Linked DNA regions of Mus musculus: region 1 is linked to region 2. The links are chromatin loops, found by intact Hi-C in ENCODE. Cell type or tissue: left cerebral cortex. All regions are shown on one strand.

The links. Hi-C counts contacts between places; a loop is a spot of excess contacts. Peaks named below come from ENCODE experiments on the same cell type or tissue, not always from the same donor. Only the 100,000 strongest peaks of a DNase experiment are listed, where the experiment ranks them.
Region 1: a loop joins it to region 2, with 2.2 times the contacts of the local background. A loop is called at or near these places in 1 of 42 quality-filtered maps.

The regions. Positions count from the first base shown.
Region 1 is chr5:123,058,768-123,061,267 of GRCm38, forward strand. No RefSeq gene overlaps it. Among named protein-coding and RNA genes, the nearest start is that of Morn3, 13 kb to the left of the region's middle. In left cerebral cortex, a CTCF peak has its summit at 1,230 (motif pointing left); a DNase peak (open chromatin) is centred at 1,217; H3K27ac peaks cover 29 bases.
Region 2 is chr5:123,227,016-123,229,515 of GRCm38, forward strand. It overlaps Psmd9 (proteasome (prosome, macropain) 26S subunit, non-ATPase, 9), which reads left to right and starts at 1,175. Exons shown (of 6, transcript NM_026000.2): 1 at 1,175-1,429. The coding sequence starts at 1,292. In left cerebral cortex, no CTCF peak of the experiment used is centred here; a DNase peak (open chromatin) is centred at 1,204; H3K4me3 peaks cover 1,527 bases; H3K27ac peaks cover 622 bases.

The sequences.
Region 1 (2,500 bases), 170 kb before region 2:
TGGTTCATTTGTTTCCATAAACAAGTATGGAAAGCGGATAGTGTTCAATATATGAAGACTGTTCTGATGGCTGGGGACACCAAGAAGCCTGTAGTTCAGCCCCAGTTCTTAAAGGGTTCTTGTGGGAAGGTCACGTGGTTCAGATGTAGAGGCAGTCTTGGAGGTAGCTGTGGGAGCACCTTGACATCTGCTGGGTGACGTCTGTGCACTTCAGAGACTGTCCAGTCAATACAGTCGTGCTGGACTTGGGGAGAGGAAGTCTAGATGCCAGAAGAGGAGATTAGGACCAAAGTGGAGGGTGAGAGACCATGTGTGTTCCTGAACATTGAGGGGTGGTAGGGAATGAGGCAGGAAGCGACTGTTAGACCAAAATCGCCTACTTCAAAAGGGAGAAGTTAGTAAAACTCTCTAAGGAAGATTATTTACGGGTTTACGATTTATTCATCCGTGTCTGTGTGCATGTGTAAGTTGCACCCATGTAGTGGTATGAGCGTGACATTCAGTACACAAGTCTACAGAGCTCTCTCTTTCCAACATGCAAGTCTCAGTGTTTGAACTCAGAGCCTTGGGCCTGGTGGCGGATCTCCTCTTACCCGCTGAGCCTCCTCTCCACCCCAACTCCCCAAGAAAGTCTTGAAATGGTACATTCTTGGGCCAGAATCTCTTGAGGCTGATGAGAGGTATGACTCCTAATCACTGTTCTAAAACGCTGGAAGGGTAGGGATTCTTGGACTCCCTGAAGAAGTTGCTCAGGTCCCGTCTCCCTCAGTTATATATGCCTTGAGGAAGAGGGGTTTATAAGAGTGTTAGGCCAAGAGAATAAACTTCAAGAATAGCACAGAAAAATAATTGAAAAGGAAGCTCTTAAATGTATCCAAAAAATCCACTTTGTAGTAGAATACGTGGGACAGACTGGTTTCATGGACTTGCTCACTTATATTTTGCCCTGGACCCTGACAAATTATGAAGTAGATATTGTTTTTTAATCTCCCAAAGGCTGCCTACATTATACTACTACAACCTTGAAGGATCTAGGGTTGTAAAATGTTGGGGGGACACAAAGATTCAGATCTTAATATAAGATAACTAAATGAAAGGCTGGAGAGATGGCTCAGCAGGTATAGGACTGTCTTGCAGAGGTCCTGGGTTTAGGTCCTAGCATCCACCTCCGGCCATTTACAGCTACCTGTAACTCCTGTTTCAAGGGATCTAGTGCCCTCTTCTGGTCTCCACTGGCATCTACAAGAGCCTGTCTCAAAAACAAGCAAGAGAAATAGAATTTCCCGTGCAGGAAGATTGTATTTCAGGTTGCTAGCAAAAGTGTGTTAAAGAGAAATGATCTACAACCCGGAGGCGGGGGGGGGAGGGGGGGGGCCAGGGAGAAGGAGAGAAAAAGAAAATAAACTTGTGTACATGCCACAACATTGCAGTGCAGCTGACCTGAGCAGCCACTGGACAGCTGCTATGCTTTGCCAGTTACTTTCATCGTGCTAAAAATACACAGATATCACTCCGACCTGGCGGGCCAGCTACAGGGATTAAGCAAAGGAGCGCGTGCGTGGAATGTATTGTAAACAGCTAGCGGCTGTTCACAGGAAGGTGTGTGGGAAATGTACTGGTGATGGTGTTTGCCCTGTTGTCAAACACAGGGGCCGGAGCTAAGAGGCCTGTGTTCCCTCAAGACTTCCAAGTGCTTTTCGTCTGGCAAGTGGTCCTTCTCCACTCTAGTGCAAATTAGTCCACCCGGCAGCTTTCAGGAAAATACACTTGGATGTTTTTAAAAACTGCTAGCCCAAATGTAACGGTGTTTTTGGAAGGTAATTAGAGCAGGAGGCTGGGATCCTCTAGGGAGTGTGAATTGCCATGAAAGACAGGTTAGTTTCAAAGGGTTGGAGACTGGAGAGAAGCCTGTCTCCAATTAGGAACCAGGTGAAAGGGACACTGTAGCACTTTCTTTAAATCCTTAATGAAACTAACCTACTGTGTCACTGATCTGGCTGGGGTGGGGGTGGGGGTAGGGATTGGCATGGAGAATGTCAGCTGTGGAAGAGTTCTGCTGTCCCGTGCAATGCAAACGGAAAATGAAAGCCTGGTGTGGTGGTGCATGCCTGAGATCCCAGCAAGATCCTGGCAGGCGGACTGGAGAGATGACGCAGCACATAACTGCATTTGCAGTGGACCCAAGGTTTGTTTCCAAACCCCAAATGAGGGTGTTCACAACTTCCTGGGACTTCAGCTCCAGGGAATCCAACACGCTCACATAAGGTACAGTCTCTTGTCACATAAATCAAAATAAACTTTAGAAAGTCTCCTGAGGAAAATGGTTGGGCTGTGTAGGGAGATCCGGATGGCTTAGTGGGGTAGGGGCACTTACACACAGCCTGATCCTCACACACTGTAACACTGTCAAGATTTTCCAGTGGGGCGTACATATATCAAATCATTCCATTTAATGACTGAGAAGCCAGAAGAGAGTGTTGGATCCCCTAGAGCTGCAGTT
Region 2 (2,500 bases):
GGGCCTGTTACACCAGCACCTCGTGACAGAGGTGAAAGTCAATAAATACTTGGACACCCTTAAGAGACACGTTGCTAGGGTGTGTGTACTCTGATCAGGATCCAAAGGGAATAAATTAGTAAATAAAAATGAAAAAAAAGAGCGAGAGATATTACTGTTAGTGTCACACAATAAGGTCAGAGAGCAGAAGGTGAAATTATTTAAGGTCACATGGAATATATATAGTCGGTGTTAATGGTCCAACTTTGAACATAGGTTGTACCATGAGGATCCCCAGCCCGAAAGTGGCTGGGGATATAGCTGAGTTGGTAGAGTGTTCCTGATCCCCAATATTTCATAAACCATACCTGGTGGTACATGCCTGTAATCCCTGCCTGTGGAGGGAGCAGATGGAGTATCAGATGCTCAAAGGCACTGGGCACACTAGGTTATAAAGAAGGAAAAAAAAAAAGGTCTTGAAGTTTTGATGAGGATAGGTTGAGGGAGGTGCGAAATGGATAGAATGGGAGTGGGGGGTTAGAGGGTGTCTGTGATCATGACAATAAGAAATAGAATATTCTAAAAACTTGGGGAGAGCTTCAAGGTCGCCTTCATCTACACAATGAGTTAGAGGCCTGCCTGAGATGCAGTAAATCTTGTCTGGAAAAAGAAAAAGAAAAGAAACAGAAAACAAAAAACAAATCGCTTGAAAGCCTCTTTCAAACACTCAGGGGCTTCGTAGATGTTAAGAACTGAAGTGTCAAGGTTGGCAAGACTGGATCCTCTTACATTTATACAGCTGGTATCCAGTTTACTCAGCCTTCAGATGAGTGAATGAAAAAAAGTGTAAGCCAGATGTGGTGGCTTTAATCCCAGCACTTGGGAGCAGAGGCAGGAGGATTTCTGAGTTTGAGGCCAGCCTGGTCTACAGAGTGAGTTCCAGGACAGCCAGGGATACACAGAGAAACCCTGTCTTGAAAAACGGGGTGGGGTGGGGGGGTGGGGAAACGGACGGATGGAGGGACGGGGACAGAATGAAAAAGAAAGGAATGAACAAGAAAAGTGGAAATGAGTCAGGATAAAGTGGGAGTAAATACCTATGTCCTCTATGGGCCTATTTATCTCTACCGGGTCATCTGAAAACCACGTGGTCTATCTAGCCGGTGACCCCGCCCACTTCCAAGCTCCACCCTTCATCTGTTTCCGTACTTGCGCGTTGGCTGAGCTGTTTTGGCCCCGGGGAGGACCCGTAGCCTCAGCCTCGGCTGGCGTCCGTAGCCGGGAAACCCAGAACTCTAGCTTGAGGTCCGCGATGTCGGGTGAAGACGTTCCGCACCGGGCAGAGTCCTCCGAGGCCCGTGCGGCCGCGGTCAGCGACATCCAGGATCTGATGCGACGCAAGGAGGAGATCGAGGCGGAGATCAAGGCTAATTACGACGTCCTGGAGAGCGTGAGTGTGGCGGGGAGGCCTGCGGACGAGGCTCGGGGTCGCTGCCAAGCAGTGTCCTAGAGGGGGTCTTTGCTGCGTGCCACACGCCCCTTTAAGCATTTTTTCTTTACGTGGGATTAATTTTCATTTTCGGAAGCATTAACTTTGCATTTTAAAGTTTTTTGTTTGTTTGTTTTTAACGCAGCCCCTAAGCTGGCTTCGAACTCGTGATCCTCCTGCTTCATCTTTCTGAGTGCGGGAATCGCGGGCCTGTGCAACCATGATATAGGCCTTAGTGAAACTGCCTCGGTCGCAAGGATAGACTATTTGCTGAGGCATAGTGATAATCGCTACTGTCACTTTCTGTAGGTGACATTACCAGGTTTGGCCTCGCCACCCGCTTTTCTTTAGGACTTTATAAATGTCAACTGGGAGAATTAATTGGGCATCTTGTTAAAATGCACGTTGTAGCCAGGGGAGGCATCCCTATTTAAGCCCAGCGTTTAGAGAGTGGAGGCAGGGGGATCAGGACTTGAGGGTTATTCTTGCCTACATAGTAAGCTCGAGGCTGTCCTGGGTTATATTAGACCTTGTCTCAAAAAAAAACCAAAAAAAAAAAAAAAAAAAAAAAACAAAAAAGAAAAGTAAAAATGAAATGCAGACTCTAATTGGGATAGGGAAAAGACTCTGGATTTTAAGAAAACCCTCACCTCTGCTAATTGCTCTTTTAAGTGGAGCCAGATTAAGCACATTGTCTTTACTGTAAAAGGGGAAACAGGGCCAGAGTGGAGCCAATGCTTGCCCAGTTAGGAAGGGGGAATGGTTGGCTCTGTGATCTGTTTACCTCCTAAGCAGATATATTTTTCATAAAACCCCAAGTCAGTGTATAGAGGAAGGGGAGGCTAAATCACACTCATTGCTGGGCACAATGACATCTGGGTGATGGGTGCCAGATGACGGTGTCATATAGAGGTTCTACAGGCCAGGTAGGTGCTGACCATGTGCCTGAAAGGTACTATCTTGTATGTGTGCTGTGCCAGGAAACTGTCACAGCAGTATTGTTAACTTGTGTCCCTGAAGCTCAAAGGGGCG